2 separate regions of the Homo sapiens genome follow, and region 2 is linked to region 1. Evidence: read pairs that join two places in POLR2A ChIA-PET (ENCODE). Cell type or tissue: PC-9. All regions are shown on one strand. Links, peaks and the distances in the headings refer to the core of each region. The heading gives the core; the rest is flanking DNA. Region 1 overlaps PHACTR4 (phosphatase and actin regulator 4). Region 2 holds the start of MECR (mitochondrial trans-2-enoyl-CoA reductase).

What was found. Peaks named below come from ENCODE experiments on the same cell type or tissue, not always from the same donor. Only the 100,000 strongest peaks of a DNase experiment are listed, where the experiment ranks them.
Region 2: POLR2A ChIA-PET joins it to region 1 with 26 read pairs; 2 of 35 experiments call an interaction of 5 or more read pairs at or near these places.

The regions. Positions count from the first base shown.
Region 1 is chr1:28,409,629-28,420,463 of GRCh38, forward strand. The region is part of intron 2 of PHACTR4 (phosphatase and actin regulator 4); the gene reads left to right. Among named protein-coding and RNA genes, the nearest start is that of PHACTR4, 45 kb to the left of the region's middle. RefSeq lists an enhancer at 336-395 and a silencer at 7,825-7,884. In PC-9, for the core only: a CTCF peak has its summit at 274 (motif pointing right); DNase peaks (open chromatin) are centred at 313 and 7,913; H3K27ac peaks cover 1,747 bases.
Region 2 is chr1:29,221,578-29,234,410 of GRCh38, forward strand. It overlaps MECR (mitochondrial trans-2-enoyl-CoA reductase), which reads right to left and starts at 9,357. Exons shown (of 10, transcript NM_016011.5): 1 at 9,154-9,357. The coding sequence starts at 9,329. LOC124903887 (a long non-coding RNA gene) reads left to right here and starts at 2,176. Exons shown (of 2, transcript XR_007065564.1): 1 at 2,176-3,034; 2 at 3,146-3,239. RefSeq lists enhancers at 8,733-9,233, 9,234-9,734, 9,259-9,368. In PC-9, for the core only: CTCF peaks have their summits at 9,522 and 9,722; DNase peaks (open chromatin) are centred at 6,074 and 9,404; H3K4me3 peaks cover 2,326 bases; H3K27ac peaks cover 4,051 bases.

The DNA.
Region 1 (10,835 bases), core at 68-8,067:
GCCAGTGCAGCTTGAGGAAGTATAGTAAAAATACTACTATATAATACTAACTGAGGTTAGGCTTTTTGGGCTACTAGTACTAGCAATCATCTGGCTCAGATTAAGAGCTTTTGTCTTGCTTTGAGAAGACTGCCCTTTATTACTTTGTAATATCAGAATTTTTCTGCTTTTAACGACCTTAGATAATTTCTTTAGGACCTTGGCTTTCTTTCCCCCCTGAAGAGTAGTTTTTAGGATTATGCCTAGTTCATCAATTAGATCCATCATCAATTAGATCCATCCTTAGTTTGAACACAAGAGGGCAGTCTGTACTTCTTCATAAATTTTTTTTTTTTTTTTTTTTTTTTTTTTTTTTTTGAGACAGAGTCTCGCTGTGTCCCCAGGCTGGAGTGCAGTGGGGTGATCTGGGCTCGCTGCAATCTCCGCCTCCCGAGTTCAAGCCATTCTCCTGCCTCAGCTTCCCGAGTAGCTGGGACTACAGGCACGTGCCACCACACCCAGCTCATTTTTTGTATTTTTAGTAGAGACAGGGTTTCACCATCTTGGCCAGGATGATCTCGAGCTCCTGACCTCATGATCTGCCCACCTTGGCCTCCCAAAGTGCTGGGATTACAGGCGTGAGCCACCGTGCCCAGCCACTTATTCCTAAAGTTTGTAGCTTCATTACCAGGTTAAATCTTGAAGAATTTGGTAAACTGAGTTTTATTATAGTAGTCTGGTGACAAATTCTAAAGAACATGACCATATGATAAACTAGAATAATACATGACAACTCCGTAGGTTTGTACTGGAAACCTAAGTTTTCATTCTGAGTGACCTCCTTGCTTCACTTAAGTAAACATAACCTAAATTTTAATATAATCTTATCAATCAAATTTATTATTAAACAATTAAATTAAACTGAAATTAACCTTAAATATAACTTAAATTTTCTAGGGAGTATCAACGTGAGAGTTGCTATAGAAGTTATAGTTGACCAGTAGTCAATTGAGGCATAAAGTGAAATGTGCTTTTGATTGTTTACTAAGATAGGTAGAAATTTGGGTTCTGTGCTAGTGAGATTATTTTTTTCTTTTTCTTTTCTTTTTTTTATTTGAGACGGAGTTTTGCTCTTGTCGCCAAGGCTGGAGTGCAATGGCACAGTCTCACTTCACTGCAACCTCCACCTCCCGGGTTCAAGTGATTCTCCTGCCTCAGCCTCCTGAGTAGCTGGGATTACCAGCACCTGCCACCATGCCCAGCTAATTTTTGTATTTTTAGTAGAGATGAGGTTTCACCATGTTGGCCAGGCTGGTCTTGAACTCCTGACCTCAGGTGATCCACCCGCCGTGGCCTCCCAAAGTGGCGGGAATTGCAGGCGTGAGCCACCATGCCCGGCTGAGATTATTTTTTATTTTTATTTTTTTGGTTTGTTTTTGTTTTTTGGGGGTTTTTTTGAGGTGGAGTCTTGCTCTGTCACCCAGGCTGGAGTACAATGGTGTGATCTCGGCTCACTGCAACCTCCGCCTCCTGGGTTCAAGCAATTCTCCTGCCTCAGCCTCCCAAGTAGCTGGGACTACAGGCACCTGCCACCACACCCAACTAATTTTTGTATTTTTAATAGAGACGGGATTTCGCCATATTGGCCAGGCTGGTCTTGAACTCCTGACCTCAGATGATCCACCTGCCTCGGCCTCCGAAAGTGTTTGGATTACAGGTGTGAGCCCGGCCTGAGATTATTTTTTTCTAAACACTTATTTAAATCTTGGAATTTGTAAATTAACATTCATTCAATCATAATATGGAGTTTATAGGAAAACAGAAATGACTCATATTTAACTACCATTCTCCTCTGTCTCCATTTTTCCTTCTAAATGTTATAATGATTTTTTTCTTAGTTGTTTACTATACATATACACACATATACATATGATAAGAATTTGGTGTACTCAGTGTCATTTGACAAAGAAAAGAATTGAGGATGTAAAATGAGTTTGTTTCTTTTGGTGGAGTGAGAATTTTGTTATAATCAAGTTAGCTAATAATTAAGTAGAAATATTGAAAAAGAGATAAAAGACTACACATTGGGTACAGTGTACACGGCTTGGATGATGGTTGCACCAGAATCTTAGAAATCACCACTAAAGAACGTATTCATGTAACCAAATACTACCCATTCCCCAAAACCTATTGAAGTAAAAAATGACATAAAAAAGGAAAAAAAGAAAACAGAAACCACCCAAAAGAAAGAAAGAAAGAACGAATGAACAAAAGAAAGAAAGAACGAATGAACAAAAGAAAGAAAGAAAGAGAAAGAAAGAAAGAATTATTTGTGGTATTCTGGAAATAAAAGTAGTGAGGGATTTTTACGAATAAAGTACCAGAAGGATAGACCTAAGGTCTCTAGGACCTTTTCTACCTGGACAGATGCTTACACATTTCATTATATAATATTTAAATATCATGTTCGTTAATATCACTATTGGTCTCGTTGAAAAAAATGTTAAATGTTGGGAAGCTGTCAAGCTCATTCTGGATGTAAATTTTCCAAAATAGGAATTTCACTTGAAAGCTTGAATTCTATCACTAGCAACAAATACTGTTAATTTTCTTTATTAGTGACAGGCTTACTTTTGAGAAAATGCCTGTCAGCTATCTAAGCTTGAATAACATAGCTTGTTGTTCAGTCTTTCAAGTAAAAATAGTATTCCATGAAGAAAACTGTCTAGTTCAGTTTGCAACTCAGTCACACAAATGCCTTTCCTGGAGATAACCATCATACTTAGTATACAAATGTGCTTTATACATATTTCTGTTTCATCATAAACAGTAATAAAAATATATGTACTAAAGGGTTGATATTTATTAAAACTAATATTTTTTATTGCTTTATCAAGGACATTCTTAAAGTTGAATTTATTTTTCACTGTAACTGTGTAGTTGTGAAGAATACAATGATTTCTGCTACAGTTTGGTGCTGTTGCCTTGATTTGTGTTAAGGTGCTAACAGTTTTGCTCACCATTGCTTTTGTACCATCAGTGCAAGTGTCAACACAGTGGAAAAGGCAAATAATTTTTTTGTATTCTTATGTATTTAGTTTTACCTCTTGGACTTCTGAAAGGATCTCAGGGATCCCCAGAGATCAGCAGATTATACTTGCTTCATTTTCCTGAGGTTCCTAGAGGCCCTTCTATGGAAGTCATGAGTAAAGTTAAGATTTAATCCTGGAGATTGTATTGGGCAGGGTTTCAGTGTGGACTAGGTCTTGGACATTTGACAGAAATATGGTCAGAGGGAGTGATTAGCTCTGTGGTTTCTCCTAAGCAGGAGTACCCTGCACCACTACCCCCGGGCCACAGGAGGTGAGCAGTGGGCCAGTGAGCATTACAGTCTGAGCTCCACCTCCTGTCAGATCAGTGATTAGGTGGAACAGTTTCATCCCAAACCACCCCAACACCCCCGTCTGTAGAAAAATTGTCTTCCATGAACCTGGTCCCTGGTGCCAAAAAGGTTGGGGACCGCTGGGTTAAAGAAACTTTTGTGGAGCGAAATGAGTCTGGAACTCATTAGGCAATCAAGTATGTTCAAAGAAGAAATCCATAAGCATTTAGTCAAGACAGGCTGAGGGCCAGGCTCACCTGGGTACTGTGTTCTTAGCTTTAAAAAGGATAAATAGCAGCAGAGATATTGGTGATGACAGCTTTCAATATATCTCTTGAGTCACATTGCTCCAGTCTGTGTACAGGTGGCCTTGCAGTCTGTAGAGGTGGTACGCAACTGTCATCCTGGGTTATCCAGTCTCCATTTTCCTGACAGCTTTGCTTCTTTCCTGTGTTAGCTCCTTTGTTTCCTAAACCCTCATGTCTTCCTCTGTCTTGGTTGCCAGTAGCTTTTTGATGTTGAACCTCCTGGAATAATTATCTAATTCATTTCTTTTTCCTTTAGATATGTTTCCTGCAAGATTTATTCAACTTTATCTTCTACTTTTATTAAATTTTTCTTTTCTACTATTAGAGTTTAATCTCCAGGAGGTCTTTTTGAAGTCTCTGCATGTTTCTTTTTATACTATCCTTTCATTCTTTCAACAGATTTTCCTTGCCCTGCATAGTCTCTTTTTTTCCTAACATTGTTTTTAAATATTGATTTGGTTTCTTTTATGTTAGAGTTTTTCTCTGATGTCTAGTAATAATTAACTGTCTGCTGATGGTTAAAAGTGAGGGACTAAATAGCCAGTTAGAAGCTTTAAATGTATAGGCAGGTTGCCTTTGGGTGAGCTTCTTGGCCTTATTGTTGATGAACATTCTCATATCAGTATCAGGGTCTAAGGGGCACAGTCTTCCCACTGTGTTTGGATGGTAAGGGGTGAAGAAAACTGACTGAAGAGACTGCTGCATTCAGCATTAATTATGCATATTTTCACTTAATTCTCTTCCATTTTTAATTTTACTTGTATTTGTATTTTATTTTACTTTATTTTTATCTTTTGAGATGGAGTCTTGCTCTGTCACCCAGGCTAGAGTGCAGTGGCGCCATCTCAGCTTACTGCAACCTCTGCCTCCTGGGTTCAAATGATTCTCCTGGCCTCAGCCTCCCGAGTAACTGGGATTACAAGCACCCATCACTGCCTGGCTAATTTTTGTAGTTTTAGGGTTTCACCATGTTGGCTAGGCTGGTCTCGAACTCCTGACCTCAGGTGATCCGCCTGCCTCGGCCTACCAAAGTGCTGAGATTACAGGCATGAGCCTCTGCAGCTGGCCTTATTTTCTTTTTCATTTTATTTTTTTATTTTTATTTTTTGGGGTCAGTCTTCCTCTGTCTCAAAAAAAAAAAAAAAAAAAAAAGCACCGCAGCCTCGACCTCCTGAGCTCAAACAATTCTCCCACCTCTGCCTCCCAAGTAGCTGGGACTATAGGCACATACCACCATGCCTGACTAATTTTTTTACTTTTTGTAAAGATGCAGTCTCCCTATGTTGCCCAGGCTGGTCTTGAACTCCTGGGCTCAAGTGATTCTCCCACCTCGGCCTCCCCAAAAGTTGAGATTACAGGCATGAGCCATTGCACCCAACCCCTTCCATTTTTTGTACCATATCCCTACCATCAGTTGCCTTTTGCGACCCCTTTCCAGAGACCATTTGCTTTACACTTTCTTGGAAAACAGATTCCAAAATTCCGCCAGAGTTAGTGTAGGACAGACATTGAAGATCATGGAGTAGGGAAAGTGATAGAGGAATCAAACAGCTTTTACCTTGCTTCTCCTGATTTTAGGTCACCTCCCTTTCATCTCATTTCAGAGACCTGGATAAAATACAATGAATGTATTACTTGTTAACCTATACTGGTGTATACTACCAGTTAAAAGAAAAAATTAGGCTGGGCGCGGTGGCTCACCCCCGTAATCCTAGCACTTTGGGAGGCCGAGGTGGACGGTTTGCCTGAGCTCAGGAATTCGAGACCAGCCTGGGCAACAAGGTGAAACCCCGCCTCTACTAAAATACAAAAAATTACCCAGGCATGATGGCGTGCTACTGTAGTCCCAGCTACTTGGGAGGCTGAGGCAGGAGAATTGCTTGAACCCGGGAGGCGGAGGTTGCAGTGAGCCAAGATCACGCCACTCCACGCCAGCCTGGGCAACAGAGCGAGACTCTGTCTCAAAAAAAAAAAAAAGAGAGAGAAAAGAAAGAAAAAAATTCATGGCTACACTGTACATAAGTGCTGAGTGAAGGAAGGATCCAGAGAGGATGTGCATAGAATTTGTGCTACCATGATGCTCCACACCCCACTACTTTCAAAAATAGCTAATTCGTGCTTCTGCTTTCTTCCTCCCTTTTCAACTGCTTATGGAGTTAACAGTCATTCTCCCAAGAGCATACCAGAACAAAAGGGACTGAAACCCTAGCATATCACTTATTTAAAAGTACTGAGTTGTGACTTCCTTCTAAAGATTTTTGAGGTGGAGGAGGATCTGCATACTAATTGCCTTCCCAAAATGTTTTAAATCATCTGAATACTTCATTAAGTTTCTATATACCCTCTCTTGTATAAATATGAACATGACTTGTTGAAAATACTTTTTTGGGTGTGTTTGGTGATTGTTTAATGAGATGTAGATTATCAGTTTGCATTCTGAATTTAAAGCTAGTTGCAAAGGCTTTATTCATATGCATGGCATTCTGGAAACAAATTTATAAGATAATACCTCCTTTTGATTAGAATTTGTATCATATAGGAAATAGGAGAAGTAGTTTGTTAAGGTAGCAAATAGAATTTATTATTTCCTAAACAAAGTCAATTATTTTTTTCTTATTCTGTATCTGAATTTATGAATTATTATGATGATGCTATAAAGGAGTTTTTTTCTAGCTGTTTAAGAACATTTGCCAAGGAGCCAAACTCAAGACATAATGCACTTCAAAGTTCATGGGAAAACATTTTTGATGTTATGTTGTTATCACTTGAAGCTCAAAATATGCCAGTAACATAGTCCTTCCCTCCCTCCTCTTTAAGAATGAAAGACAAAATACAAGCTTAATTAGTTTTGAGGTCCTCAGGGTGTAGGAGTTAAATTCCTCCAGTATTACATGATGCCAAAATTGATGCTAGTTCCATTTTTTCTCCTAGTGGTCTTGATGAGAAATTTAATATAGCATTATTATAAATATATATTAAATATCCTCTGTCATCTTATTTCCTGAAGGGGTATAAAGGTCAACATGTTTTTACTGTTACATCCTACCCACTGCCCAGTAGTAAACACACAATACATATCTGTATGTGTTTCTTCCAGTGGTTTTAATTTTTCTGCATAAGATAGAATTACCAATCTTAAGGAAAACAGAGTACACAGGCACCAAATTCTGTGAACCTGAATAACAGATATTATGTAATTATTTTTTCTGTCAGTAGAAAAAGATGAGCTGTAGTAGTAGTAGTAGAAGCCTGGAAAGGCAGTAATGCTGACATTCTGGACTATTGCCTGTGTCCTCTCACCACTTTTTATCACTTCTGACTACGTCTTACTCCTAGAAAATCATAGCAAGTGGGATAGGTTGACTAAATGCATGGACTGGTTTCCATCTGAATTTATTGCTGCAAACTGAGCCCTTATCAATGTGTCATGCACCCTGGACAGACGATGATATATGTCATACAAATGTTTTCTTCCAGCCTGTGGCTTGTCTATTTGCTTTCAGAGGCTTTTAAAGTAATGCAATCCAATTTAATCCATTTTCTCTTTTATAGTTCATAATTTTTGTGTTTTCTTGAAGAAATCTTTGCTTAACCAAAGATTAGGTTTTATTTTAAGTTGTTGATTCTTTTTGAGTTAATTTTTAGATATGGTACAAAGTTGGAAATATTCTCCTTTGTCCACTGAATTACCTTGACACCCTGTTGAATTCCTGATGAAACTGGTAATTTTCTTTCTTGCTTTTTTTTTTCTTTTTTTTGCTGTTCCCCCCTTCCTTCCCCCTGAAATGGGTAATTTTCTAGGAAAATATAATTTGCCAAAGGAACTCAAGAAATAAAAATCCTATGTAGACTAGTGTTAAAATGTGATTAGGCCAGGGGTTTTGTGGACAATTTAATTCATGTTGATGAAGCAGATGATTGCAGTAGTCCCTCCTTATTTATGGGGGATATACCAAGACCAAGAATGCCAGTGGATCCCTGAAATCATGGATAATACTGAACCCCAATATGTACTGTTTTTTTCCTGTATATACATACATACATATGTACCTGTGATAAAGTTTGGATTATAAATTAGGCACAGTAAGAATTTAATAACAATAACTAATAATAAAATAGAACAAATAAGTAAAACAAAGATTACTTGAACACAAGCACTGCAATACCGCCACAGTTGATATGGCAACTGAGATGGCTGCTAAGTGATTAACAGGCAGTGAACACATACGGTGTGGATATGCTGGACAAGGTGATGGATGATTCACCCCTGGGCAGGACAGAGCAGGATGGCATGAGATTTCATCATGATACTCAGAGTGGCACATGATTTAAAACTTACAAGTTATTTATTTCTAGAAATTTTCCATATTATATCTTTGGACTGCAGTCAACCACAAGTAACTGAAACTGCAGAAAGTGAAACCACAGATAAGAGGGGACAGCTCTATAATGCTATATCAATCAGTATAGCAGAGAAAAAGAAAGTATACCTGTTTATTTTATAAAGTTGGCAAAATCTTGATAACTAAAAGCTGACAGTCTGGGCATAGTGGCTCATGCCTCTAATCTCAGTCCTTTGGGAGGCCCATACGGGAGGATTGCTTGAGCCCAGGAGTTCAAGAACAGCCTAGGCAACATTGGGAGACCCTACAAAAAAAAAAAAAAAAAAGACACAAGAATCTTTTAAAAAGTTAGCCAGGTATGGTGGCACACATCTATAGTCCCAGCTATTTGGGAGGCTCAGGTGGGAGGATTGCTTGAGTCCAGGAGGTCAAGGCTGCAGTGAAATGAGATTGTGCCACTGCACTCCAGCCTGGAGGACAGAGCACAGCCCTATCTCTAAATAAATAAATGCTGACAAAGATAGTAGAAAAATACATTTGTCCGGCTGGGTGTGGTGGCTCATGCCTATCCCAGCACATTGGGAAGCCAAGGCAGGCAGATCACATGAGGTCAGGAGTTTGAGACCACACTGCCCAACATGGCGAAAGCCTGACTCTACTAAAAATACAAAAAAAAAAAATAATAATAATAATAGCTGGGCGTGGTGGCAGGCAACTGTAACCCCAGCTACTTGGGAGGCTGAGGCAGGAGAAACATCTAAACCTGGGAGGCAGAGGTTGCAGTGACTCAAGATTGCGCCACTGCACTCTGGACTGGGTGACAGAGCAAGACTCCATCTCAAAAACAAAAAACAAAACAAAACAAACAAACAAATACATTTGTTCTATTCCACTTAATACAGCTGTAGAAAGTCTATATAAATTACATGTAGATTAAATCCAACAAATCATTATTTTTTCTTATTACAAAAACAATATATATTTCTTTGAGAAAAATGAGAAAATATGGCATAAAGGAGAAAATTTTAAGGCCAGGTGCAATGGCTCACACCTGTAATCTCAGGACTTTGGGAGGCTGAGGCAGTGGATCACCTGAGGTCAGGAGTTCGAGACCAGCCTGGCTAATATGGTGGAAACCTGTCTCTACTAAAAATACAAAATTTAGCCGGGCATGATGGTGTGCGCCTGTAGTCCCAGCTACTTGGGAGGCTGAGACAGGAGAATTGCTTGAACCCTGGAGGCAGAGGTTGCAATAAGCTGAGATTGTGCCACTGCACACCAGCCTGGGTGACAGAGAGAGACTCCATCTCAAAAAATAAAAAAAGGAGAAAAATTTAAATCATTTGACCTTTCTATCCATTGGTAATTACTAATAACATTTTGATATATCTACTTTTATGATTTTTTTCTAGGGAAGTTTTCTATGTACAGTAGTTACATTTTTTAACATGCCAATTTATAGCTAGCTGTTTTCTGCTTGTTTGGTGCCCGCCCCCATGCCCAGCTAATTTTTTTGTATTTTTAGTAGAGACAGGGTTTCACCATGTCGGCCAGGCTGGTCTCGAACTCCTGAAATTAAGTAATCCACCCGCCTCGGCCTCCCAGAGTGCCAGGATTACAGGCGTGAGCGACCGTGGCTGGCCTGTTTTTGTCCCCATTTGATATGTCAAATCTATAAATATATTGAAAGAATATGACCCAAGAGGATTTATTGCAATATCTAAGGATTATGTAGATATATTATCACTTTACACATATATATACACACACACATATAAAGTGTAAATATATATGTGTATATAGTGTAAAAAACATATATAAAGTGATACATGTATGTGTGTGTGTATATATACACACACACACTTTTTTTGAGATGAAGTCTACCTCTGCCTCCTGGGTTCAAGCGATTCTCCTGCCTCAGCCTGCCGAGTAGCTGGGACTATAGGTGAGCAGCCACCATGCCTGGCTAATCTATAAATAGTTACAAATTATTACCTTGATAGGTCAAAAACTAGAACGAAAATGATATGCTTGCTTATCTTTGTAGATGGGAAAATTCAACTCTTCTAGTTAAAAGCTTTAGTTACCCTAGGAATAGGATAATGTATTTTTATTCTTAAATACTTAAATAATATCAACATCTGCATTTCTACCAAATTGATTTAAAAATTGATAACATTAAGACACATTTTATAAAGTAAAACTTGTTAGATAAAGTCTCCTTTGACCACCTTTGTCTAGTGACAACCCATACATACCACGAATGTTGTGTATATCCTTCTAGTTCATTTTTTTCTGTTACAACATTGCTTACATACTTTGATAGGATCAAGACCAGTTCTCTAGGCCAGATGCAGTGGCTCACACCTGTAATCCCAGTGCTTTGGGAGGCTGAGGCAGGCAAATCGTCTGAGCGCAGCCTGAGCAACATTGTGAGACCCCATCTCTACAAAAAATACAAAAATGAACTGTGAGTGGTCTCGCAGTACTGTGGTCCCAGCCACTCAGGAGGCTGGGAGAATCACTTGTGCCTGGGAGATTGAGGCTGCAGTGAGCCATTGATATGGGTAGGCTTTGTCTTCCCACCCAAATCTCATCATGAATTGTAAACCCCATAATGCCTATCATCCCCACGTGTCAAGGTAGAGACCAGGTGGAGGTAATTGAATTATGGGGGCAGTTTACCCCATGCTGTTCTCATGATACTGAGTTCTCACAAGATCTGATGGTTTTATAAGGCGCTCTTCCCCCTTCACTCAGCCCTTCTCCTTCCTGCCACCTTGTAAAGAAGACACCTTGCTTCTCCTTCACCTCCCACCATTA
Region 2 (12,833 bases), core at 2,846-10,845, 810 kb after region 1:
CTTGGTGATCAGTTCCATGTGGCGGGAGGGAAGAGAAGTCTTTGATGGCTCCCAGGCCTTTGGCTTGGACAACTGAATGCTGAGCTAGGGAGGAAGGAAGAGTAGATTTGGAGAGGGGACACAGGTGACCTGCAGTATGGATACAGAGCAGAGAGTGCTCAGGGCTAGACATACAGAACTGTGAGTTGGCTGGGTGGGTGGAGTCTAGGAGAGTCGAAAAACTTATTCTGGGTGATTTCACTGAACAATGAAATGACAACTTATGTCGATGGCTTACTGAGCTCCAAGTATGCTTAACATTTTATATACATGAGGACTGACTGCCGTTCAGTCCTCAAAATGCCTATGTGGAGGGTGGTATCACCCAAATTTAATGGAAAGGAAACTGAGGCTCAGAGAAATAATTTACTCAAGAGTCTTGATCTTAAGCTAGACTCCAAAATGCAGGCTGTTGAACCCTACACCAGCATTCACTACGCTGTGTGTGCTGAATTTTTCTTGGAGATACTGTTAGGTATTTCTTTTCTTTTTTTTGAGACAGAGTCTCGCTTTGTCGCCCAGGCTGGAGTGCTGTGGCACAATCTTGGCTCACTGCAAGCTCCGCCTCCCGGGTTCAAGGAATTCTCCTGCCTCAGCCTCCTGAGTAGCTGGGATTACAGGTGCGTGCCACCACGCCTGGCTAATTTTTTTTTTGTATTTTTAGTAGAGACAGGGTTTTATCATGTTGGTCAGGCTGGTCTCAAACTCCTGACCTCATGATCCACCCGCCTGGGCCTCCCAAAATGCTGGGATTACAGGTGTGAGCCACTGCACCTGGCTGTTAGGTATTTCCTGCGATCCAATTTGTTTGGGAAATGCTGCCTACTAAGCCCCTTTTCTAAGATTCTGACTACACGTTAGTCATAAAGGCTCTGAGAAGTCCCGGAATAAAGAAACCCATGTGGCCTGTGTCATCCAGAGCTTTCCAGATTTAATGTGGGCTGGGAACATTACAGTATTTTCACAGCACAGCCTGCCCCAAACAGCAGTTTGAGAAACGATGCTCTGGGCCCCTCGTTCTCTTCTTTGTCTTCTGGGAAGCCCAGCAGCTCTGCCATTTGAGATTCACTGAAGTGGGAGAGAAGGAGAGTGAAGAGGGCCAAGCAGGGGTGAGGGTTTAGGAGATGGGAAGTTAAGTTGAAGCTGCAAACACAGGTGGATGGTGTCGGGGGCTGGCCCCACATTTGCTGCAAGCCTGGGGGTGGGGGGGTCCAGCTGCCTCTCACCAGGGAGGCCAGCCTTGGCCTGCCCCAGGGAATGCCATCAATACCACAGACACTGCTGTTCCTGCAGACAGTGCTAACCATGTTGTCAAGGATACCATTCTGCTGAGACAGGAGGGAAAACAGGGACCAAGTCTGAATTCCAAGAGTTAAACCTCTAGTGTAATGATAGCAATTTCTTCCCTGTTCTTTAAAAAAACAAACAAACAAAACTCACCAAAGGAAACAGTGGCTATGTTTTGGAGTACAAATGAGGCACCCAACCCAGCCTGGCTAGATCTCAAATTGCTTCCCCCATACCGTTCACGTCCTCCGTGAATGTAATGGCGCCATGCAACTCGAGGGGATGCCACTGTCCTCAATCAACAGATCCCAGCCTGGATAAGGTCACAATGGCTCCTTTGAGGCCAAGGCTGTACACCTGTGATGCCATATGAAGTACAAGGGAGACAAAAGCAGGCAGAAGAAAGAGCCTTTTGAGAGGGGGGAAAAGAGGCCAGTACCCTGGGGACTGGCACAGTTATACTTGCTGTGTAAGGTGGGCATTAGCTAGCTCTGCTGAGATATCTTTCCTGCGTTCCACATTTAATTAGCAATCATTTGTACTTATCTTTCATCTTTTACTCAATCACATCAAACGGTCAATATCATTTTGAGCAGGAAGAAGAGGTAGGGAGAAATTGTCACTGGCCAGAGACTTTCTCGTCTACTTAGTACAGAACCAAGAATGTTTGTGTCATCACAGGGCACCGACTTAGTACAGAATCAAGAACGTTTGTGTCATCACAGGGCACCGGGTGAATGTAACTGACCCTCCTGTGGTCCTCCCCAGTCTGTCTGTGGTCCCCTGGTCACCAAACTGCCTTCTGTGATTCAGTGAAATGCCTGGTGTGCTAGGTACATTGTTCTGGGATTTGACTAATAATTAATAAGCAGGGCACAACTAGGCAATTGTGAAGGAATGAAGTTCCTCAGCTCGCAGCTTGTAAGGGCCTGGCTCCCAGGGAACTAAGGGAGTCCTGGGCTCTCGGGGAGAGCTCCTTTGCCTGAGCAAAGCTCCTTTGTTCCAGGTGGTTTGGTGTGCTGGACACAGCCACACCCTCCCTGCACCTCTTACGGCTTCCAGGACTCCCACCATTCAGGACTCATTTTTTGGCTCTTTAGCACAATTGTTTTGAACTGAAGGAATCAGAGACTTAGGGCAACTTCTGGAAGTTTCTACCCAGTTGGCAAAGAAACCTTCTCAATCCCCTACTTACCCTAAACTAAGAGGACCAGAAAGTCTGCAGGCCCCATGATATGCTACATCTGCTGACACCAGGGAAACTCCACTACAAGGGAGTTGCAGTCTGTCACTCAACTTGCTGAGGACCAACTCTTGGGGGCACAGTCCCTACCTGCAAGCTGCTTGGATCTCTTTGACAGGTAAAAACACAACCATGCAGCTCCTGTCTGGCTGGAGGCTGGGAGGGCTATTGATTGTGTAATGAACCAAGGGCCAAGAGGGGGTCCTTGGTAACATCTTGTGCCCAGGATCCCAGATTTCAAACAAAATCATTGCTCCCTGGAGGCTGCTGGAACAACCATTGGTGAGCAGGCAGTCAATGCCTGTGTTACTTTCCTAGAATTGTCACAGCCGGACAATTGTTGGAGCAAAGAGGATTCACGTCTCATGATAATTTCCATGGCTGCAGTGTTATGCTGAGAAGGATGTTGAGGGCCCGTCTTGTCTTGGCAGGAAGAGCGTTGTCTGGGGAGAATGTGATAAAGAGGTGTGTAGGTTTTGAGGTCTACAGAAAGGGACTGTGAAGGTCTGCATGGGGACAGCACACATACCCATATTTACCACTGCTGACCTTGGTCACTCTCTTCATTTTATCAAGGAGTAACTGAAGATAATTGGAGACTAACGTGATTTCCTCACTGCCATAATTAGTGGCAGAGGTGGGACTGGAACACAGGCAAGAAACATCCCAAGTCACAGGTTCACCTTGTGTCATCTTTGCTTTTCCTTCTCTAAAATGAGGACCCCTCCCACCTCACCCAGGGTGGGAAAGGCCAGTTCATCCCAGAGAGCTGCTAGGAGAGGGCAAGAGACAACTTGGAGTGGCTCCGAGGGGCAGCTTTCCTCCCGGACTCTCTGGACGGAGGGAAAACCCCAGTCTTTTGTGTGATTCCTAGGGGGTGTGCCTGCAGCTTTCACCTTCAGAGGCAACAGTGAGAAAACCAGGGTAGCAGGGCTTGGCCCTAAACTCCACAGCCTAGTCTAAAGGCCAGATGGAAGGTAATGTATGAGTTATAGGATGTGGAATCCGCTTAAGCTTGAGCCCTGTGATCTAAGGGTAGTCCCCTCTGAGCTGGTTTCAGCAGACACCTTTCTCACAGGATTACATGAGTGCACAGTAGGCAGTCAACAAATACGGACTGATCACACACACCATGTTTTCTCTTCCCTCGGGGTCTCTGCACATGCAGGTTCCTCTGCTTGGGACATTTCCCCACTTTCTCTCCTCATACACTGCTCACCGGATCTCTGGAGCACTCAGTTTACACCCTGTCTCTTCAGAGAACACTCTGACTAACCCGAGGGGGTTAGGTAACCCCCTTCTGGGTGTCCACAGGACTCTGAACATATCCCATCACAGCATTTACCCCACTGGACTATGGCGGCCTTTCTCCTGGATTAGGCTGTGAGGCTCTGAGGGCAACGACCACAACAGATTCAACTCTGTACCCTCAGTGCCTTGCACTCAGTAAACTCTCAAAGAATACATGCTGGCCAACTTACTATATCAATGCCTTCTGTTCCCACTCCATTCATGACCACAATAAAGAGCTCTAAACAGAGCACCAAACCCAAAATGCTATTTTTTCCCCAAAGTACTAAAATGTGGGTTTAAAAATCAAGTCACCTGCAGTTTTGCTTTATATTAACTGTAAAAAGAAGAAATTCCTGAGAGTAAACAGTGCCCTATAGTGAGAATGGACAGACTGGGGCCCCACTACCTGCTCCTCCAAAGTCCATCTGGCTTAAGACAGAATGGGTAGGCCGGGTGCCGTGGCTCATGCCTGTAATCCCAGCAATTTGGGAGGCTGAGGCAGGTGGATCACCTGAGGTCAAGAGTTCAAGACCAGCCTGGCCAACATGGCGAAACCCTGTCTTCACTAAAAATACAAAAATTAGCTGGGTGTGGTGGCACGCGCCTGTAATCCCAGCTACTCAGGAGGCTGAGGCAGGAGAATCACTTGAACCTGGGAGGTGGAGGTTGCAGTGAGCCGAGATTGCACCACTGCACTCCAGCCTGGGGGACAGAGCCAGGCTCTATCTAAAAAAAAAAAAAAAAAAAAAAAAAAAAGACAGAACGGGTATATGTCCACGGGTTTCCAGCTCCAGCTTAGTTTCATTGTTGTACTAGCAGCAGGCAGGTGAGAAAGCCAAGATGATCAGGATGCTGTTTTACAAAAGCCTCGGGATCCTGAAAAGGGGAGGAGACAGAGAATGGTATTTCTAAACTTTCCCAGGATTGGGGCTGCCCTTTCTACAGCGTAGAAATTTGGGGTTACCTGAATGACCTACAATTTCACCTTCTCTTCTGACCTTTTTCCCAATTTTATAGTCCATCTCATTCTCAAAAATCATTTGAGACTTTGGGAGGTTGAGGCAGAAGGATCGCTTGAGCTGAGGTGTTTGAGATCATCTTGGGCAACATGGTGAAACCCCATCTATATTTTTTATTTAAAATATTTAAAAAAGTTTATTTGAAGAAATCATTTGAGGTGACTGCTGTTGTTTCCTCAGGCCTATGTCTATATCAAGGACTTTTAATAAAGAAGGGGCATCCTAGCTGTAAGATCTCGGATAAGTGCCTTTCAATCTACTTGAGCTTCAATTTCCTTATCTGTAAAGTGGAAGTAATAATAACCAAACTGGAGTGTTTTGATTTTAAAACCCCGTAATATACAGGGAGCATTTAGTCCAATGCTTGCTATACAGCAGGTATACAATAAATGAAAGCTGTTTTCACCAGAAGATCCAGAGAATGGCAAAGTTCTGAGCGGACTTTCAGGAAAAAAAGAAGGCAAGAGAAGAACTAAGCGTTTCTGGGAACTATCTTTTTTTTTTTTTTTTTTTTTTTTGAGACACAGCCTCACTCTGTCGCTGAGGCTGGAGTGCAGTGGTGTGGTGCAATCTCAGCTCACTGCAACCTCTGCCTCCTGGGTTCAAGCGATTCTCCTGCCTCGGTCTCCCGAGTAGCTAGGATTACAGGCATGCACCACTGTGCCCGACTAATTTTTGTATTTTTAGTAGAGACAGGGTTTCGACATGTGGCCAGGCTGGTCTCGAGCACCTGACCTCTGGTGATCCGCCCGCCTCGGCCTCCCAAAGTGCTGGGATTACAGGCATGAGCCACCATGCCTGGCCCCTGGGTTTCTGGGAACTATCTGATAGGGAATCTAGAACTCTGCACAAGGGACAGTGGCTATGGAGAACTCTGAAATTTCTCAAATGTTTGTCATTCTTCTGCACAGTCTTACTTTACTTAGATCTACAGTTTAATCTTTTAAATAAAAAAGGCCCAAATACTTATTTAGGGAATCCCATTTTGGAAGAAAGGGAAAGAAACTAAGCAACAGGGGAAAATGGCTTAGGAGAGAACAGCTGCAATGTTTGGAGGCCAACAGGAATGAAAACAGGGACGTGAGAACAGGAGAAACCTGGAGGCCTCCTTTTGAGGATTCAGACCTGAGAAGGCTGTTCCTCATTCCTTCCCTCCTGCTTGCAGAGGTGTGGCCCACAGCGCAAGCATCACAAACCACACTAGTTCTGACAATGCTCTGTTCAGACTCTAGGTAGTCCCATGACCCCTACCTGGTGTAACCTGACCCAGACAGCCAGTTACCAGGATGTGTAAAGGACACCTGATTCTTTCTGTGACAGTGTGGTTACCCTAAACCTTGTAAGACATGACTACAAAGAGAATCCCAGTCTCTGGCTTCAGTCCATACGAGAACAAGTAAAGCCGCCTGAATCTGGGTCAGAAAGTAAAGTTGCCCTTCTGGAGCACGGAGAGAATTACTGCTTGTCTGACAATCTGTATCCACAAGGCAGTGGTTCTCAAGCCTGGCCTGGGCAGCAGAGTCACCTGGAGAGCTTTGAAAAAAACAGAAGCTCCAAGCCATCCTAGACCTACTAAGTACCTCAGGAGTGGGGCCTAGGAATACATACGGTAGTTTCTAAAAGCACTACAGGTCAAGCTGGGTGTGGTGGTACACACCTGCAATCCCTGCTACTCAGGAGGCTGAGGTGGGAGGATCCCTTGAGCCCAGGAGTTCAAGACCAGCCTGGGCAACATGGCATGATCTCATCTCAAAATAAATAAATAAATAAATAAATATATATATAAAATAAAAGCTGTCTGATATTTTATGTGGGCAAATACAAAAAATAAAAGCACTACAAATGGTGACTGTGCTGTGAAGCCAAAGTTGAATATAATGCTTTGTGGAAGTATCTTTTTTTTTTTTTTTTTGAGAGGAAGTCTTGCTCTGTTACCCAGGCTAAAGTTCAATGGCGCGATCTCGGCTCACTGCAACCTCTGCCTCCCAGTTCAGGCAATTCTCCTGCCTCAGCCTCCCGAGTAGCTGGAACTACAGGCTTGCACCCCCATGCCCAGCTAATTTTTGTATTTTTAGTAGAGACAGGGTTTCGCCATGATCTGCCCATGTTAGCCTCCCAAAGTGCAGGGATTACAGGCATGAGCCATCGCGCCCGGTTGGAAGTATCATGTTTTGAACTAGAGGGAAATTACTGAAGTTCCACAGAAGGACATAATAGAAGCTTTTTTTTTTCCTAAGTGGCATCTGCAAACAGACCGGTCTGTTCCAGCTTCTCTGGCTCTCCAAGAGGAGGGAATCAATTAGGAGGCAACTGCATTCAGCTGAACTTTCCCAGGCCTTCCTCATCACCACAGCAGAACTTAATAAAAGGTTCACTTTTTTTGGAAATTTAGATTTAGATTGAACTAACATTTTAGGAGCACCTGTTTTGTGGCAGGTCCTGCTGCAGACACAAACTACAAGTCCGTGGGAGAGACACTACATGGTTCTCATTTGGGGTACATTCCTGGAAATGGAGGAGTGTTCATCAGAGCTGTACCAGTTCCTTACAACGCAGTCCTTAGTGAGATGTCTTCCCTGACACAATGCTTTATTACCTACGATCAACATACAATTTGGAGTTTACTGACTGATGTGTCTTCTTGACATTCTTTTCGTTTCTATAATGCGGGATGTGGCTAGGCTGATTGGATGACCTTGAATTTATCTGAGGCTTATCCTCACCACCTGTCAAAACATCTAGCTTGATTTTTTTTTTTTTTTGAGACAGAGTCTCGCTCTGTTGCCCAGGCTGGAGTGCAGTGGCGCAATCTCGACTCACTGCAACCTCCGCCTCCTGGGTTCAAGCGGTTCTCCTGCCTCAGCCTCCTGAGTAGCAGGGATTACAGGTGCCCACCACCAAGCCCGGCTAATTTTTTTGTATTTTTAGTAGAGATGGGGTTTCGCCACGTTGGCCAGGCTGGTCTAGAACTCGTGACCTCAGGTGATCCACCCGCCTCAGTCTCCCTAATGCTGGGATTACAGGCGTGAGCCACCGTGCCCAGCTCTAGCCTGAATTTTAACCATTAAAGTAATACCACATTTGCCCATCCTTTGGAAAATAATCAAACTATTTGCTGGGAATCAAAGAGTTAAAAAGAAGGTACTGCACAAGAGTATGCAGGTGTTTTTTGGTGGAGAGCACTACATAGATCTTAGGTGATTACCACTATGAACTTTGTCTGTACTGTCTCCATTTTTTAAGATGATGAAACCGAGGCTCAGAGAACCTCAGTAACTTGCCAAATGCAAAGCTAGGACAAGGATTTGACCCCAAGTATTTTGATTCCCAGACCTGTGCTTTTGCTTTAGCTCCACTTCAGTGGCCCCAATAGCCCTTCTGAATGGCTATTTATGTGCAGATTTACAATGGTTGGCAACTGACATACTATTTTTATCAACCACGTGCAAAAAGCATGAATTAAGATCCAACAGAATTTTAGGAGGAGGACAAAGTCATAAAAGTAACGAGAAGTTGAATGACTTCTCTAAGACCAAACAGCTACTAAGACGTTGAGCCTGTATTTGACCAAATATAGATACTTGGGTCTGTATGGCACCAAAGCAGCTCTTTTTAACCAAGCCAAGATGCATATACGGTGCAGTGGAGAGAAACATGAGTTTGGAATCAGAAGCCATGGATTCCAGTCTCCTGTTCCAATCACTTATTAGCGGTATCACTCTGGGCAAGTCCCTTGCCCTCTGGAAACAATGATCTATGACCTACTCTTTACTGACACATGAAGATCCAAATGGATGTAAAAGTATTCTGAAAACTTCTTCCAAATAATAATAATAATAGTAAGAACTCACGCAGGTCAGTCAGACATAGGTTGGAATTCTGACCCTGTCACTTACTGGCTGTGTGACCTTGGACGAGTGATTTTACCTCTTCTGCCTCAGTTTTCATCTGCAAAATGGGGATAAATCAATAACTACCCCAAAACATTGTTGTGACAATTAAATGAGAGCATCCATTTAAACAAGGGATTGCCTGACACAATATTCGATCAATAAACATCAGCCATTAATACCCTGATAATTGCCTCTCGGGTCTTCAGCTACCTTCAAGTACGGTCTTTCTGACCTACCAAAAACGCCCTGGGCTTCGGCTTCGGTTTGCTATTCTCTGCCCCCTTCCTCGGACCCTGTCCCTCTCTTCCCAGTCCGCAGCTCGTGTTAAAGCCTTCCAGAAACCCCAGTCCCCTTCCCCGGCTTCGGCGCCGTCTCTTACTCGACGACCTTGGCTGGATCCCCGTGGTGCCCATAGACAAGCGCCCGGACCCGGGCAGGCTCGGCGGATGCGGAGTAGGAGGAGGCGGCAGGTCCGTGACAGCCAGAAGCTGGGAGCAGCCCCCGCCACTGCCGGGCGGGGGTTCGCACCCGCCACAGGGTACTGCAGACCCACATGCTCGCTCCAACCAACACAGAGCCTGACGCCCCGGCTACGTCATCTTCCAGCGACCGCGCGCCTGCGCCCCGCCCCTGCCCCGCCGGGTGACCACTCCCCCTTGGTCCCTTTGAAGGGCGTTTCCTTCCTTCGCTGCCCAAGTGGTGGCGCCTGGCTAGACTGCGTGTGGGCCCCGGAGGGATCCGGGGGTGCGGAGCTTGCGAGGCCGCCAAAGCTGTTGTCTCAACAAGGAGAGTCTGGGGCTAGTCCAAAGTCGTGTCTACAGCCTGCAGTTTGGTGTTTGATTTGGAGGAAATATTTACTCTCCCTGGCCTCAGTTTACCCTTCACATAATATATTGAGTGCTCACCGAGCCAGGCTCTTTAAGGTATTATCTCATTTAATCACCACTACCATGTAACGGCATAGGGAGGCAAAGCTTACTTCCCTACACTGAGGAGAGTACACGAAAGCTGCTGTGGAGGCAGGAGTATGGGGCTTGGAGTTAGAAAACTTAGGTTCAAATCCTAGCCCTGCCACTTCCTAGCTTGGCCACCTTGGGCAGGTGAAACTCTGAATTTTTCTCATCGGTACAATGGGGATAATATGCCTCCTTCCGGATTGTTGTGAGGATTGGATGAAATAATAGAGGAATGCTATTGTGGGTGGGAGAACGCATTGTAAAAAACTCTGTTCAGATGTAAGACAGGAATCACAAGGAGAAGGGTCCTCTCTCAAAATGCTCACAGTGTAGAAAGGGATTAAGTGGAACACTGGAAATGCCTGTAAAAAGGTGTAGCCCTATGAAGGATCTAGTCTGATTTTTGGTGTAGGGAAGACATGAACATTACTAAAACCCCAGATCGAGCTGTGGCTCGTGCCAGAGTGCAATGCTGTAGTCTGAAGAGAAGTGCTCTGGGATGGGGTGGGATGGGGTGGGGGCTCTTGGAGGAGGTGCTGTTAGAGCCAGCCCTGTGATTCAAAATCTTCTGTGTGCATAAAAATAATCCGAGGTCCCATCTTAGACCTACTGAATTAGAATCTTGCGGATGGGGGTTCCAGGAATCTACATCCTTACAAGCTCCCAAGAATATTCTGATGCAGGTGTCCCAGGAAACAGGTTTTAAGATACTGAGCCAGGGCTTTGAAGGATAAGGAAGAGTTCCTTTCCTGGATTTTATTGACTTGAAGCTTGCCATCTCCAAGCCTTTCCTCTGAGGAAGAGAGCACAGCAAAGTACTGTGAGCTAGATTTGGACAAACCTGGCTTTATGTCCTAGCTCTGCCATTTTCCAGCCATTTGATTTCGGACAAGTCACCAGGCCTCTCTGTGTCTTCACTTTCTTACTCTTAAAATGGAAGGAATACTAGTTATCTGTTTCAAGATTGTTGTGAGGGTCAAGTGAGATATTATCCACTTGAAGCATTTAGTACAATGCTTGGCACATGGAAGCATTTGATAAATATTATCGGGGGTTATTGTGATTAAATGAGAAATATCACACATAAAACCCTCAGACTAGGGTCTGGCTTATAGTATGTGCTCACTAAATGTCTGTACTTGTTTTTATTATTAGAGAAAGTTGGTGTCCCATGGTGGGGGAAAGGCTTGGCCCCACATTTATGTGCCAGCACACACACGATGACCAGTCCTGCTTACCCTTTTCCCCAGTGACACATAGGCTTACTTGAACTGGGAAGTACAACGTAACCTTCTGTTGTAAGACTCCCTAGGTGACATTGAGATGTCGACATTCTCTTCTTCACCAAATTGGCTCCTCTGAATTTCTGGGGAGCCCAGTCAGGAAGCCTGAAGAATCATCCAGCAAGTCCTCCTCCTTGGGGCTGGACTTTAGCCTCCTGTGCATCCCAATAGCCCTCACTTTTAGTCTAGGCCATCTGGGTTCTTGCAGGGGCATAGTTTGAGAACTACTGACTGAGGGGTTCAAGTCCAATTTCCTGGACTTGCATTCAAGATTCTTTGCACTCTGACTCCCACACTGCATTTCCAGCTTCATCTTCTCCTGTTGGACCGTGCATAGCCTGTGATCCAGCTGCATCTGATACCCGTCTTCCCCAGTGTGTCTTGTGCCTTTATTCAGGCCACTCCTTCTGCCTGAAATGCTGTTCCCTGCCTCGGAAACTCCAGGTTCAGATGTCATTTCTTTGATGTTTCAAAACTCCCTAGGTCATCTGCTGCTGCCTTTGTGTTTTCCCTGGAGCTGTGTTATGGCCTTTAGTACATCGTCTCTTATTTATTCCCCTCCAGGCAAGACTGGAGCCATGTTTGGTTTATCTCCATAACACCAGCACCCGATATGAGCCTGGCACAGGGTAGGTGTCATAAATATTCCATGAGTTGCAGGTAATTGAATTTCCTCATGGCCTAGAACGGTCTGTGGTGCCATCTCCTTTTCCCTAGATTTGGGCTGGTCACTCCAGGCCAGGAATTTCCTTCTTCCTTCTTCTCTCAAGGATTATAGAAGTCTGTGGTCTTTTTTTTTTTTTTTTTTTTTTTTTGAGACAGAGTTTTGCTCGTTGCCCAGGCTGGAGTGCAATGGCGCGATCTTGGCTCACTGCAACCTCCGCCTCCCAGGTTCAAGCAATTCTCCTGCCTCAGCCTCCTGAGTAGCTGGGATTACAGGTGCCCGCAACTACGTCTGGCTAATTTTTGTATTTTTTTTTTTTTTAGTAGAGACAGGGTTTCACCATGTTAGTCAGGCTGGTCTCAAACTCCTGACCTCGCCTCTGCCTCCCAAAATGCTGGGATTACAGGTGTGAACCACTGTGCCCGGCTGAAGTTTGTGGTCTTTTAAAAGTAAAGCAGAAAGTCCTCTTCTCATCTGTCTACCTGTTGCTTGTGTTCTCTTTCTCCCTCCATTATAGTCTCTGCCATCTTCCCCTGCACAAAGGGCAAAGGGATGTGGAATCAGTCAGATCTGGGTTCAAATCTAGGGCCCGCCGTCTATTTACTAGCTGTGTCACCTTAGGCAAGTGTCATATGCTCTCTGAACCTCAGTTTCCACACCCGTAAAATGGGATCACTGGTAAAACTCCTATTTTGAGGCTCTCTCAAGAGCCCTCTGCAAACAGCACCCTTGGTTGTTTCTTCTGTTCACTGGTTTTCTCTCCTTGAGTTTCCTTTTCTGGGTGGGCCTCTCTGGCTCCTCTCTGCTCCAGCGTCTCTGTATCTTAGTTTCTTCCCTAAGGTTTCCCCTTGGTTTCTTCTTGCTTCTGCCTCCCTCTCCCTATTTAATTATCTGTGTCTAATTCTTGCCTGCTGTGTCTTTTGGTCCCTTTCCTAACTCAGTGTGGAGCTCATCAGCTCTCACAAGAGAGGAGACCAAGAGCCCAGGAACTCTCAACCCAGCGATACCTCCTCCAGCCCCAGGGCAGCTTCAAGGTGTGTCCATCTCAGCATGAAGCCAGCTAGGAGGGGCAGGGCACAGGGAGGGCCTACATATACCTTGAACTCCTACGCTTTGTTCAGTGTCACTGCCCAGTGGTCAGACCCATCTGCCCATG